Linked DNA regions of Homo sapiens: region 2 is linked to region 1. Evidence: read pairs that join two places in POLR2A ChIA-PET (ENCODE). Cell type or tissue: B cell. All regions are shown on one strand. Links, peaks and the distances in the headings refer to the core of each region. The heading gives the core; the rest is flanking DNA.

Region 1 (7,399 bases), core at 1,323-6,322:
ACACACCCACGCCCACATCACCCACACCCCAACCGAGAAACCAGCACCCCTCAGGACTCGCCTGGGTGCTGCTCATCACCACCTTCCCAAGGGCAACCGTTCTGACTACTAGCAGCCTTGTTTTTGAAACAGTTTTAGTTTTCTATAACAACTAAGACATGCATAGTAAAGAATATTTAGAAAACAATGACAAGAGAAAAGTCAGAGACATGTGAACATATTGAACAGCCTTTAAAAAATATTAATTTTTTGGCCTGGTGTGGTAGCACATGCCTGTAATCCCAGCCCTTTGGGAGGCTTAGGTGGGAGAGTCGTTTGAGCTCAGGAGTTCAGGACCAGCCTGGGTAACACGATGAAACCTTGTCTCTATAAATAAATACAAACATCTAGCCAGGCTTGGTGATGTGTGCATGTAGTCCCAACTACTTGGGAGGCTGAGGTGGGAGGATTGTATGAGCCCGGCGGAGAGGGCAGAGGTTGCAGTGAGCTGAGATTGCGCCACTGCCCTCCTGCTTGGGCTACAGAGTGAGACCCTGTATCAAAATAATAATACTAACTTTCTGTTGAGGTATAACGTGCATAAAATGGCCCAGATCAGGCCGGGCGCGGTGGCTCACGCCTGTTATCCCAGCACTTTGCGGGGCCGAGGCGGGCGGATCGTGAGGTCAGGAGATCGAGACCATCCTGGCTAACACGGTGAAATCCCATCTCTACTAAAAAAACAAAAAATTAGCTGGGCGTGGTTGCAGGTGCCTGTGGTCCCAGCTACTCGGGAGGCTGAGGCAGGAGAATGGTGTGAACCCGGGAGGTGGAGCTTGCCGTGAGCCGAGATTATGCCCCTGCACTCCAGCCTTGGTGACAGAGCGAGACTCCATCTCAAAAAAAAAAAAAAATAAATAAATAAATAAAAGGCCCAGATCATAAGTACAGAGCTCAGTACATTTTCATAAAGTGACTAACCCATGTGACCACAAGATCAAAACCTAGAACATCGCAGCCCTCAAGGTCCTTCCTTCTGCTGCCTCCAAGGCAGTGAGATTCTCTATTCTGACTTCTTTTTGTGTGTGAGAAAAAGTCTCTTTCTGTTGCTCAGGCTGGAGTACACTGGTGTTGTCACAGCTCACTGCAGCCTTAAACGCCTGTGCTCAAGGGATCCTCCCATCTCAGCCTCCCAAGTAGCCAGGACTATTCTGACTTCTAAAAGCACTGATGAGTTTTGTGAAACACAGCCTTGTTTTAGACAAAGCTTCCCTCTCTCTGGTGCTGTTGGAGAACTCTTGCTCATCCCTCAGGACCCAGTTCTGAGGTTACCTCCTCTGAGAAGTCTTCGCAGCTCCATGAGGCAGAGGATTAGCCCTTGCCTGATTTGTCCCTCTAATTCAGCTCTTGCCATTCTGTGATAGTAAATGCCTCTTCCTGCTGTCTCCCCATTGAGAGGTAAATAGGTCTAATCTATTTGCCTAATATAGGGTACAGTGGGTTGAATTGTGACCCCCCCCAACCCCCCACCCAAAAAAAACAACAACAAAAAAACTAAGTCCTAAACCCTGCACCTGTGAATGTAACCTTACTTGGAAATAAGGTTTGTTTTTGTTTTTGTTTGCTTGTTTGTTTGTTTTTTTGAGTTGGAGTCTCTCTCTCTTGCCCAAGCTGGAGTGCCAGGGCAGGATCTCCGCTCACTGCAACCTCCACCTCCTGGGCTCAAATGATTCTCCTGCCTCAGCTTCCCAACTAGCTGGGACTACAGGCTGTGCCTCTACGCCTGGCTACTTTTTGTATTTTTAGTAGAGACGGGGTTTCACCATGTTGGCCAGGCTGGTCTTAAACTCCTGGCCTTAAGTGATCTGCCCACTTCGGCTTCCCAAAGTGCTGGGATTACAGGTGTGAGCCACTGGTGCAAGGCTGGAAATAGGGTCTTTATGGAGGTAATTAAGTTAAGGATCTCAAGATGAGAACATCCTGGATTCAGGGTGGACACTCAATCAGAGGACTGGTGTTCTTACCAGAGAAAGGAGAGGGGTATTTGAGACAGAGAGCAGAGGGCCATGAGAAGACAGAGGCAGAGTTAGAGTGATGCAGCTCCAAGCCAAGGAGCGCATGATCACCACCAACCACAGAACCCGGGAGAAAGGCGTGGGGCAGATTCTCACCTAGGGCCTAAGGAGGGAACCAGTGCTGCTGCTGGCACCTTGCATTCAGACTTCTGGCCTCCAGAACTGTGAGATGATATATCTCTATTTTTTTTTAAGTCACCAAGTTCATGGTAATTTGTTACGGCAGCCTTTGGAAGGTAAGACACGGGGCCTGGTATTAAATAAGGGCTCAGTGTTTGTCCAATGAATGAAAGGGGCCAGGCACGGTGGCTCACGCCTATAATCCCAGCACTTTGGGAGGCCGAGGTGGGTGGATCACCTGAGGTCAGGAGTTCAAGACCAGCCTGGCCAACATGGTGAAACCCTGTTTCTACTAAAAATACAAAAAAAAAAAAAAAAGCTGGGTGTGGTGGTGCATGCCTGTAATCCCAGCTACTCGGGAGGCTGAGGCAGGATAACCAGGGAGGTGGAGGTTGCAGTGAGCCAAGATCATGCCACTGTGCTCCAGCCTGGGCAATAGAGTGAGACTCCATCTCCAAAAAAAAGAATGACTGAAAAGGCTAAGAAAGGAAGCTTGGCTTGCTGGTCTGTGGTGGGAACAAAAGGGAGACCTTCGGATGCCTTCTTGCTCTGTGCCAGCTGCCTGGTGCAGCCTATGACCACTGCAGGACCCTGCAGACTGCCTGCCTGACACCATCTCCCCTTGCCCCTGCCGACAGCTGCCCTGTTTGGCCACATACTCTTGGGCATCCTCTCATGATGTGGGGGAAGCTGATCCATCCTAAATATACTGCCAAATGTGGAAAATCCCATTTTCTTGGAGAGTGACTGAGGCAGAGCAGGCTTTGTGACCCATTTCTGGCCAATGAGACAGAGGGAAAGCATGCTGGGTGTGGGGGGGCGTTGGGAAAAGGTGTACTCTTTTCAGTCTCTTCCCTTTCAGGTCTGGTTGCCAGGAGTGGCAGATGTGGAAATAATCGGTGTCCCTGTTGACACACTTGAACTTCTCAGTGTACCTTGTCTGCACCCCAACCACTCCTGGGCTTCCAGCAATGTGAGATCATTGATAGCCTTTTTGTGGAAGCTGAATACGTCCTAGTGGAGACTCCAGACATGAGAACGAGGGGCTTTTGTCTTCAGCAGTGCAGATTGGGAAACTGAGGCTCAGAGACTATTACATTGTTGGAGACACAGGGGGGTAAGAGGCAGAGCTGGGATTCACACTGAGGCCCACCTGTCTCTGTGTCCCATGTTTTCAGCTGCTCTTGTACACTATTGCTCTTGGCTTTCAACTGGCTGTCTTGATTTTACATGAGGTTTGGGGCCTGGCAAATGCCTGGTTGCAGTCTGGTTCTTAGCATAACAGGGTCCGCATGTTGAGAGTTCATTGCAATGTAGTGACTACTGAGTCAGCTCCAGGGGTCCCATCTAACCAGGATCCATGCCCAGGACTTGGATATGCGTTCGCAGACTCACTCCTCCACAGCAGCCCTATTTACCAAAGAAGAAAGTGAAGCTTACAGCGGCTGCAAATGCTGTGCAGAGCTACAGAGAGTGAGCGACTGGGACTGGAACCAGCTCTGTCTCACTCCAAAGCCCCCTTTTTGTGTTCCTCCAACTACACTCTGTGCCCATCATGCAGGACTTTGATGGTTGCTGCTATATCCCTGGAGCCTGGGAGTGCCTGGCCCCTTGCAGGCACTCCGCAAATGTTTGTTGAATGAATAAATGAGCTCCACCAGGACTCCAGGTTAGAGGTGCTCAAAGCAAAACCATGGGTCGGGCACAGTGACTTATGCCTGTAATCCTAGCACTTTGGGAAGCTGAGGTGGGTGGACTGCCAGAGCTCAGGAGTTTGAGATCAGCCTGGGTAACACGGTGAAATCCCGTCTCTACTAAAAATACAAAAAAAAAAAAAAAAAAAAAAAAAAGCCAGGCGTGGTGATGCACGCCTGTAGTCCCAACTACTCAGGAGGCTAAGGCACAAGAATCACTTGAGCCCAGGAGGCAGAGGTTGCAGTGAGCTGAGATCCAACCACTGCACTCCAGCCTGGGCAGTAAAAAAAACAAAACAAAACAAAACCCACAAAACCATTAAACCGGGGGCTCCACCAAGCTGGCCACAATTTAAATAGCAGAGGGGTCTGCCCTCCCCTACCTCCAGAAGCAGTGAGGCCTAACCCCATTGAAAGCCCATTCTGGGTGGTACTTCCTCTCACAGAGGCCTGCCAGCCAGCAGCTGGGACTCGGCTCGTCGCCACGGATGTGTGCTTCTCTGAACAATGTTGGGAAAGGAAACTAGACTCAAGGGCTCCAGGGGGTTTTCTGGTCATTTTGGCTGTGGGGGTAGAGGGGTAGGGTTGGCGAGGTTCCCTGGGGCAGGGCGGTGGACCTCAGCCTGGTCACTGCCTTTGGAGGTGGTGGTGGAGGAGGGGAAAGGAGGTCTGGGTTTGAAATAACCCTCTAAGGGTGTTTTTTTTTTTTTGGTCAGGGTCTTACTCTGTTGCCCAGGCTGGAATGCAGTGGCACATGATCTCGGCTCACTGCCTGCAACCTCTGCCTCCTGGGCTTAAGTGATCCTCTTGCCTCAGCTTCCCGAGTAGCTGTGACTCAGGCTCACTCCACCAGGCCTGGCTAATTTTTAAAGTTTTTTGTAGAGATGGAGGTCTCATCATGTTGTCCAGGCTAGTCTTGAACTCCTGGGCTCAAGTGGTCCACCCTCCTTAGCCTCCCAAATAGCTGAGATTACAGGTATGAGCCAATGTGCCCAGTCCACAGATATTTTTCAAAACAGCTTTCTTGAGATATAATTCACATCCCATGCAACTCATGCATGTAAAGTGTACAGTACAGAGGCTTCAGCACATTCACAGAGCTGAGCAGCCATCGTCACAATCCATTTTAGAACATTCTTATCATCCCAAAGAGCAGCCCTGTACCCCTTATCTTTTACCTTCCGATAGGCCCGCTCTCTGCTTTCCTGGTCCTTGGCAACCACTGATCTACGTTCTGTCTCTGTAGATTTGCTAATTCTGCATATGCTATAGGTGGGTCTTATGATGGGGAAATTAAGTCCAAAGAGGGTGGCTGAGCAGCCCACAGCCATAAAACTAAGGAAGGGGCAGACTTGGAACTGGAGCCCAGATTCCTTGTTTCCAAGTTCATGCTTTCACAGGAGGTCTTCTTCTTCCCAGTAACAATTCCTAAAATAGTCAGCCTTGGTTTTGCCCCATGGGGATGAGGGCTTTACCTCCCTCATCTCACAGTCCCCCTCAGATGTAGGTACATTTCTGATACCCATAGGTATAATAATGAGGAAACTGATACCCAGAGAGGCTAATGGTCCAATGCACCATGGCTGCCAGCAAAGAGAAGAGGGTAATAGGGAAAAGCATTTGTATGCCCAAGGACTGGTGAGCAACACAGAATACAAAGAGTCAAGATGATTCAGCTTAAAATGTAATTTTCTTTCAGGTTATTCTTTCTTACCTATCCACTTCCCTTTTTCTTTCTTTTGTAGGAAAAGGAAAAGAAAGATCCCTCTACCCTTTGAGGTCACTTCCTGACCCATTTGTGCATCTATGTAGAGTGGTTACAAACTCACATCTCCCTGCCTGAATGCCTCTTATTAATCTGGGGATGGGTGGCAGGTCAGCATGCCCATGGGCTCTGACACCAGACAGGCTGAGGTTCAAATCCAGCCCCCACCACCCACTGACTTAACCCACTCTAGCCCTCTGACAGCTAACCTGTGACAGGGCCTTTCTACCTCATATGTCTGAACCCACAGAGTGGTTTCTTTCTCTCTCTCTCTCTCTTTCTTTCTTTTTTTCCTTCTTTCTTTTTTGTTTTTTTTGACGGAGTCTCACTCTGTTGCCCAGGCTAGAGTGCAGTGGTACAATCTCGGCTCACTGCAAGCTCCACCTCCTGGGTTCAGGCCATTCTCCTGCCTCAGCCTCCTGAGTAGGTGGGATTATAGGCACCCACCACCAGGCCAGGCTAATGTTTTTGTATTTTCAGTAGAGACGGGTTTTCACCATGTTAAGCAGGATGGTCTTGATCTTCCAACCTCGTGATCCGCCCGCCTCAGCCTCCCAGGGTGCTGGGATTACAGGCGTGAGCCACCGCGCCCGGCTCAGAGTGGTTTCTTTCCCTACCTATTTTATTCCATGGAAAAGAAAGAATACACAGAATGGTTCCTTCCCCACCTATTATCCTTGGGAAAAGAAGTGTCATTTTACATTAGAGTCCTCCCAGAACAGCGCCTGCCGCCTTGATGATGACGACGATTGTTAATTCTGAGATGGAGTCTTGATCTATCACCTATGCTGGAGTGCAGTGGCACCATCTTGGCTCACTGCAACCTCTGCCTTCTGGGTTCAAACGATTCTGCTACCTCAGACTCGTGAGTAGCTGACACTACAGGTGTGTGCCACCATGCCTGGGTAATTTTTGTATTTTTAGTAGAGAGGGTGTTTTACCATGTTGGCCAGGATAGTCGTGAACTCCTGATCTCAGGTAAGCCGCCTGCCTTGGCCTCCCAAAGTGCTGGGATTACAGGTATGAGCCACTGCACCTGGCAGATTATTTTTATTTTGAACAACCAAGTTAGAGTTTGAGAAAGAGATGAAGGGCCTCCAGTACTCTCTTTCAATCCACTGATTCCTTCAGTCGTTCACCTGGGGGGTGGGGTTGGGCTAGGGGTTGGTTAGCAAAAAATGAGCCAAAGAAGAAAATGAATTAAAAACATGAAAGAAAAAAAAGCAAACTGCCATTTACGATGACCATTATCTCACACACAGTGGACATTTTAACTCAAAAATACTATAGGCTCACAGGCATAGATTAAACAGAGAAACCTGTTCTTCATGTTCTTATTTTTTTGCTTGCTTCCCACAGATGAGAGAAAAATCCAGCCAGAATTGGCATCTGTCAAGATAGGCTTTTAGGAGCCACGGCTCCCTAGAGTGGTCTCCACACATTCTGATTATATGCAATCTCATTTTGCCATCAAGAGACTTAACCCACTCCCCTATCCATGTAGACTTTGTAATAATAAATTATACATATATATGACTGAACTAATATATTATGTACTTTATATAACACATACTAAAACAAAAGTGTGAAAAAGATTGGTTGAAATAAATACAAGCTGAAGTTCTAAAAAAAAAAAAAAAAAAAAAGTGAGGCAAAGGAATTGCCCCTAGATGTAGTCATTTTTCCTGGGGAATTGGCCCAATGACTTCAAGTGGTTGATGTCATAATGAGTCCTTCCAAGATCTCTTTAAAAAATTGATGTGTTA
Region 2 (7,399 bases), core at 1,443-6,442, 270 kb before region 1:
CTCCGAGGGTGTCTGGGCCTGGGCAGCCGAGGTCTTGTTAACCCCAAATCCCACAGGACTCGCATAGAGTGCAGAATCCCGGTTTTCTGAATTGGTGCTAAAGGCTCAGTGGCCTGGCCCTGCTGTGAAGCCACAGGGCTTGTGCTCTGGGAGCCTTGGCCGACACAGGTGCCCCGCCGCCTCCTCTGCTGCTGCAGCCTCAAGGGCTACAAAGAAAGCTCCTTCTGCCCGTGCAGCGTGGGCTCCTGGGTCCCCTGCAGGCCACCATGGCTGCTGCTCCAGCTGTGGTCCCCCCAGAGGCTTCTCCAGGCAGTGCCTGCCGACTCTCCGGTGCTTCCCTTATTTTATTCCTCTTCCGGGCACTAAGTTTCGGTTTCCTTTTCATTGTTCTTTGTTGGTCTGTTCATTCATTCATGCATGCATGTGTTGGTTCATTCATTCATTCTCAGAGTACCATGGTGGCTCTGAGGACAGAGGTCAGACCCAGCTGGGTTGGAACCTGCTGCTCCCTAGCAGTGGGCCTCTGGGCAGATGTTTTAACCATAGAACTCGGCTTCCTTGTCTGAAAACGTGGCTCCTTCTAGGACAGTCAAGAAGGTTCAATGAAATGATGGATGTGGAGCCCCAGGACGTGACCTGAGGATGGTGCTTGTCATGTTGGGGTCTGTGTCCCTCCCTTGGGCACATTCTCTCCTTCCTTCCTTTCCAGCTTCCTGAGGACGGTCCAGTGCCGGGGGCTGGGCACAGGCCTGAGTGAGATGCGGCCCTTGTCCCCCGGCCTTTTTGGTCTGGGTCCTCACCTCTGCACCGAGTCCCCCTGGGGCTGCTCGGCAGCTCTGAGGGGGCCACTCTGCCTCTGCCCAGTGGTCCTGCTTTCTCACGGGGGTTATCAGGCCTCTGCTCCTCGCGCCTCACTCTGAGAGGGTCCTTCCACCTGACTCATGGCTCCCATCCCTCCATGCCCCTGCCCAGGTGCCCACACATGTGTGCCCCAGAACATGGCTGCACACACTTGCATACCCCACGAGCACACACGTGTGTGCATGCATACACCCCATGGTCCTTGAGCACACATGTCCTGGGCCCTGGCATGCACTCCCCCAGGCGTCATGTATACACACAGTCCACACGTTTGCAAACGGGCAGACACACCTCCCTCTTGCACATCCGTGCACACCCAGCCCATATCTTCCTGCCCCTGCGTGTGCACACAGTCCCAGTTAGTTTACACCGTGCACACCTCTCCATACATACAGGTTCCCAGCTGTGCGACCACTCACCCACACGTATGCATTTATTTTTTAACACACACATGCATACCATTTAGTAGGACCCCATGTACAAGCATCTGAGTGCTTTACAAATTCAAATGTATTTAATCCCCCTATCAACACTAGGAGGTAGTTTCTGTTATTAGCGCCATTTTACAAATGAGGAAACTGAGGTGTAGAGCAGTTAGATCGGTGTAGAGAAGCTAGATCGTGTGCTCAAGGCTTCAGTCCAGGCTCTTGGCCCTGACACGATGCTGTTTGCCTGTTGAAGATGTGTGTGCATGCATGCACCATTCACACTGTGAACGTGTCCCAGCATGGCCACACCCCCTCACCGTATACACATATGGCCATGAGCACTCAATCTCAAGGTCATGGATGCACATGCCTCACACCTATGCATGGAAGGACACTCGGCACACATACTTGTCTCTGCACACACACACCACTTGCACACCCATGTACACATGTGCCCCAAGCCTCGCCCCAATCTCCAGCTCCCTTTCAGAGTCCCTTCTAGGATATTCTCTGATTTCTCCCAAGTGCCCAGTTCGGGAGGGAAGTGACTGCACAGATCTGGACCTGGCGATGACCTCTGAGTGGGAGGCAGCCCTGGCTGAGCTGTCTCCTCACCTTAGCATCCGCCTGTCCCGGCGCCCATGTAGCTTCCTTGTCATCCATCTTCTGGGCTGGCCCAGGACACGTGCCCCCATCCCAGCCTCCAAGAATCTGGGAATGTCCTTAGCAGACTGGGCTGGCATGTGGCCTCTGCCCGGGGAGCAGAGGTGGCTCCCCAAAGGCTTCCTGAGAAGTGGTGGAGGAGACTCAGCTTCCCCGTCCAGTCCTTTACCCCTCCTTTACCCAGCAGCGCCCTCTGAATCTGAAACAGTTTTGGGGGCGGCAGCTCCGGTCCTGCCCAGCAACTCGCAGTTGTTGCCTGTGGCATTCAGATTCAAGTCTGGGCTTGTCAGCCCGGGCGAGACTCTCCTATTTTGGCCCTATGGGAGGCATCCAAACTCCTCTGCCCTTGCCTTCCGGGGCGCCCCACGCACTCTGGGCTTCACCTGGCTCCTCTGCTTTGCTTGGGCTGCTGACTTCTGGAGGAGCCCTTTCTTCCTTCTCTCTCCTGATGCAGAACATACCCAGTCTCCCTGGGGCAATCGGCCTTCTTCAGCCACTCCTTGGTCTCTGCTCCTCTTTCCCTCCCTCACTCTGTGTCCTGCCAGCCCCAGCCTCTGGCGACTTTTAGAGCTGGTGCGCAGTCCTGCCTGAGCATCGGTGAACATGACGCCATGGGCTGTGGCTTAACGATTCTTTTGGTGAATTTTGATTCTTTATCAAAATTTCCTTCCTTCCTTCCGTCCTTCCTTCCTTCCGTCCTTCCTTCCTTCCTTCCTTCCTTCCTTCCTGCCTCCCTCCCTCCCTGCCTCCCTCTGTCCCTCCCTCCCTCCCTCTCTCCTTTCCTCCCTTCCTCTCTCCTTTCCTCCCTTCCTCCTTCTCTCTCTCCTTCTCTCCCTCCTCCCTCCCCTCCCTCCCTCTCTCTCTCTCCCTTCCTCCCTCCCTCCCTCCTTCTTTCCTCCCCCTTTTCTTTCTTTCTTTCTTTTTTTTTTTTGAGATGGAGTCTCACTCTGTCGCCAGGCTGGAGTGCAGTGGTGCGATCTCCGCTCACTGCAACCTCTGCCTCCCGGGTTGAAGTGATTCTCCTGCCTCAGCCTCCTGAGTAGCTGGGACTACAGGCGCGTGCCACCACATCCAGCTAATTTTTGTATTTTTAGTAGAGACTGGGTTTCACCATATTGGCCAGGCTGATCTTGAACTCCTGACCTCAAATGATCCACCCACCTTGGCCTCCCAAAGTGTTGGCATTACAGGCATGAGCCACTGTGCCCTCCCCGGCCCACTGTTTCCTTTCCCTCCCTCTCTGTCCTTCCCTTCCTCCCTCCCTTCCTTCTTTCTTTCCTTCCTTCTTTGCATGTGCCAAGCCAAGCCTTGTGCATCTGCGTCTTTGAAGTCCTCACGAGTTGAACTAACAAGAGAAGAAAAACCCAGGATATGAGAAATCATTGGATTGCGCAGGTGCCCTCTGCCAATTGGTTAGCAAGTTTTTACGAGCAAATCTGGTGGTTATCCTTTGGAAAATAAGCAAAGGCAAACCACTTCCTGCCACTTCCAGGAGCTGCTCAAGTGCCGGAGCTTTCTAAGACCTACTGAGAATCTGAAACTTCAGGCCAGCGTCCTCCGTTTTCCTGGAGAACGCAGTAATTTGTGTTGGTGAAATTCCACTGGGCCTGATGGGGTTGGAGATTGCATTTCAGTCTTGTCTTGCTAAGGAATTTCTGAGATCGAGTAATTTGGCAAGAAGAGAAAAGGAGAACAACTTTGGGTTGTGACGCACGGGCAGCAAATGCCCGTCCTATTTTGGGACTGGTGCCTCCTGCTTTGCGTGTGCCACACAGCCTCAGGGGACCTGAAGCCCCTCTTTGGCCCCAGGGGGAGCTCTGGCAGTGCCCTGTGCCACGCATTGTATCGGGCTCCTTGCACTCCTTCTTACTTGACTTATAAGGTTACGCTATTAAATAGCGTCATCTGCAGAACAGCCCTAAATTCTTGAATGGGGAGAGAAAATGCGGTAGCTGGGGGTGGAGTGGGGTCGGGGGCAGGATCTCAGGATGGGTGTGGCATGGGCATTGATGCTTAGGTTTGACTCTGGTTCTTTTTTTTTTTTTTTTTTTCTGAGACGGTGTCTCGCTCTGTCGCCCAGGCTGGAGTGCAGTGTCGTGATCTCAGCTCACTGCAACTTCTGCTTCCCAGGTTCTCGCAATTCTCCTGCCTCAGCCTCCCGAGTAGCTGGAATTACAGGTGCATGCCACCATACCCAGCTAATTTTTGTATTTTTAGTAGAGTCGGGATTTCACCCTGTTGGCCAAGCTGGTCTCGAACTCCTGACCTCAAGTGATCCGCCCACCTCGGCCTCCCAAAGTGCTGGGGTTACAGGCGTGAGCCATTCTGCTACTAACCGGCAAGTGACTTAAGTCCTTGTGCCTTCCTTGCCTGATTTATGAAATGGCAACAATCCTGGGGATGATGGGAGGACTTTTTTATTCAGTCAACACATGAGTGGTGCCTACTATATGCTAGGCCCTATTCTAAGTGTTGCAACTATTAAATAGAGTAGTCTGCAGAGCAGCCCTAAGGGGCAGCTACTGCCTAGCTCCGATGAGGAAACTGAGGCCCAGAGAGGTTAAGTAACGTACCCAGCTGCTAGGAGGCAGGGCTGGGCTTCAGACCATGGAGTCTGGACCCGGGACCTGGGCTGACAGTTGCAGCATAACAAGGATTAGGTGAGATGCTACATCAGTGAGGTGACCACTTGTCCTGTTTTGCCTGGACAGTCCCAGTTTACACTTGTAGTCCTAGTAAAGTGATCAGTGACGCTTCATTTCATTCATAGATTACATGGTCAACTTATGTATTGAGTATTCAGGACAATCCTGGGGACATGGTGGCACTGCCTCCATGTGAGCAATGGAGGGGGAGGTGACATGGCCACAGAGCACCCAGCCTGGCTCGCCTGGGGGTGCCTGGGTTACCCGCAGAACGGAGATGTCCTCGTTCATTAACTCATTCGCTCAGCGATCCATGGGCCTGTCACGTGCGCCAGGCATTTGGGCGTCATGCTGATGGCTGGGCGAGGATGGGGAGGACTCAGACAAAAGAAGACAGCCAGCAGGCTCTGGGAAATGAAGTCACATCCAAGACCTGCCCTTGTGAGAAATGTCAAGTGTTACCGTTATCATCATATTCCCATTGCTTTGTTTGGCAAATTATGACAATATGGCTGTTAACTAAGCAGATTCTGATTACCTATTGTTTGAATGCAAAAAACAAAACAAAAAAAGAAGCAAGAAAAAGCCTTCTGGCTATGTGACCAGTATTTAGAAATTTCCATTCCTGAACAGGCCTCAGGGCAGAGCCAGTCCCCAGGCTGTGCGGAGCCACTGCTGTCCCTGCAATGCCGGGTAATCACTTTGTCTTTGCTGCTGCATCCATCACGCCCTGTCTCTCTGTCCTTAGATATGTTTGCGTGATGTCGTGGGATGTGGCTTTCCCAGGCAGTCTGTTAAGCAGCCAGAGATCTACTCTGGCCTCCTCGTTGATGTTTCATTAAAGAGCTGCCCTAGTTCAGCACAACCTAAATATTACAGCTAAAGAACACAGGCCCCGGAGTACGGTGACCAGTTTGTTCTGATTTGCCCAATACTGTCCCAATTATACTGAAAGTCTTGAATTCCAGGAGATCCCTCAGTCCCAGGGAAACCGGGATACATGGTTACCCTGCTCTGGAGTGAACACAGCCCTGGGTCATCATCTGTGGCTCTGCTGTGTGACAGCCGGGTGCTTGATGGTGAAGAGTTTCCCCCTGGTATGAGCAGTCAGTGTTATCCCTGGTCTCAGTGGATCACTGGGTCGCCTGCCTAGTCCCAGATACCTCTGATCCCTTTATTTTAATTTTTATTTTTTGAGGCAGGGTCTCTGTGCACCCAGGCTGGAGTGCAGTGGCAACAATTATGGCTTACTGCAGCCTTGACCCCCCAGGCTCAAGCCATCCTCCCACCTCAGCCTCCCGAGTAGGTGGGACCATAGATACATGCCACTGCACCTGGCTAATTTTTAAATTTTTTTGTACAGACAGGTCTCTCTGTGTTGCTGAGGTTGTTCTTGAACTCTTGAGCTCAAGCGATCCTCCTGCCCTGGCCTCCCAAGGTGCTGGGATTATAGGCCTGAGCCACCGCGCCTGGCCTTCTGCCCCATTGAGGTGCCAGTCTGGTCACCTTATCTCACTGTGGATGTCTAGAAGTGAATTCTGAATCTCAACCCACTGCCTTGTTCTGAGGTTGCCTGAACCCCATGGCACCCCTCCAGATCCCTGAGCGGATCACCAGGCCTGTCAGTGACAGACGTCATCACCTGGGAACAGGGCAGGATGTGGCTGAGTAGCTGACATGTAATGAGGGCGTGTTCACACCTGGCCCTGTGCTCCATGGACTTTATATTTAAATCCTCACATGCCAACTGTCATTTTATAAATGGAGAGGTGAGGCTTGGGAAGGTTCAGTTATTTCACCAGTGTTAGAAAAAGGTCAGTGGGGTTGGGCGCCGTGGCTTACACCTGTAATTCCAGCACTTGGGAAGGCCGAGGGAGGCAGATCACTTGGGGTCAGAAGTTTGAGACCAGCCTGGCCCACATGGTGAAACCCCCTCTCTACTAAAAATACAAAAATTAGCCTGGCGTGGTCGTGGGCGCCAGTAATCCCAAGTACTTGGGAGGCTGAGGCAGGAGAATCGCTTGAACCCGGGAGGCAGAGGTTGCAGTGGGCTGAGATCATGCCACTGCACTTCAGCCTTGGTGATAGAGTGAGACTGTCTCAAAAAAAGGAAAAAAGAAAATAGAAAATGGCCAGCGGGGCTGGGCACCATGGCTCATGCCTGTAATCTTAGCACTTTGGGAGGCCAAGGCAGGTGGATCACTTGAGGTCAAAAGTTTGAGACTACCCTGGCCAACATGGTGAAACTCTGTCTCTACTAAAAATACAAAAATTAGCCGGGTGTAGTAGTGGGTGCCAGTAATCCCAGCTACTCGGGAGGCTGAGGCAGGAGAATCGCTTGAACCCAGGAGATGGAGGTTGCAGTGAGCCAGGATTGTGCCATCGCACTCCAGCCTCGGCGACAGAGTGAGACTCGTCTCAAAAAAAAAAAAAAAAAAAAAAAAAGAAAAGAAAAGAAAAAATGGCCGGTGGGCCTGCAGCCCACCTGTGCTGTGTGTGCTCCACGGTCTGTGCCATTCCACGAGTGGTCCCAGTCTGTGCCTATCTGCAGAGCTTGTTACCAGCCTCTAGGGAGAGAAATGAGGAGAGCAAGAGTGAGGGTGTGGAACCCTTTTAGCATTTTGACATTCCAATGAAATTTTCATTATAGTTTTCAAAAATATTGGTTTACAGTGGATTGGAAAGAAAATAAAAATGGGTCTTTTCCCACAGACAGTTTGGAAAGTGCTGCTTTAGACCCTGCTCTTTTGACCCCTTGAATCAGCCAGTGAGGCTGGGCTGTGCAACGGTAACGGGCAGCGC

What was found. Peaks named below come from ENCODE experiments on the same cell type or tissue, not always from the same donor. Only the 100,000 strongest peaks of a DNase experiment are listed, where the experiment ranks them.
Region 2: POLR2A ChIA-PET joins it to region 1 with 12 read pairs; 3 of 35 experiments call an interaction of 5 or more read pairs at or near these places.

Annotation. Positions count from the first base shown.
Region 1 is chr16:81,770,180-81,777,578 of GRCh38, forward strand. It overlaps LOC105369213 (a long non-coding RNA gene), which reads left to right. Exons shown (of 4, transcript NR_189584.1): 4 at 6,993-7,174. It also overlaps a transcript of PLCG2 not described here. Among named protein-coding and RNA genes, the nearest start is that of PLCG2, 5.4 kb to the right of the region's middle. In B cell, for the core only: no CTCF peak of the experiment used is centred there; a DNase peak (open chromatin) is centred at 4,312; H3K27ac peaks cover 2,800 bases.
Region 2 is chr16:81,497,625-81,505,023 of GRCh38, forward strand. The region is part of intron 1 of CMIP (c-Maf inducing protein); the gene reads left to right. Among named protein-coding and RNA genes, the nearest start is that of MIR7854, 33 kb to the right of the region's middle. RefSeq lists enhancers at 1-197, 114-233, 294-353. In B cell, for the core only: no CTCF peak of the experiment used is centred there; a DNase peak (open chromatin) is centred at 3,797; H3K4me3 peaks cover 1,429 bases; H3K27ac peaks cover 4,429 bases.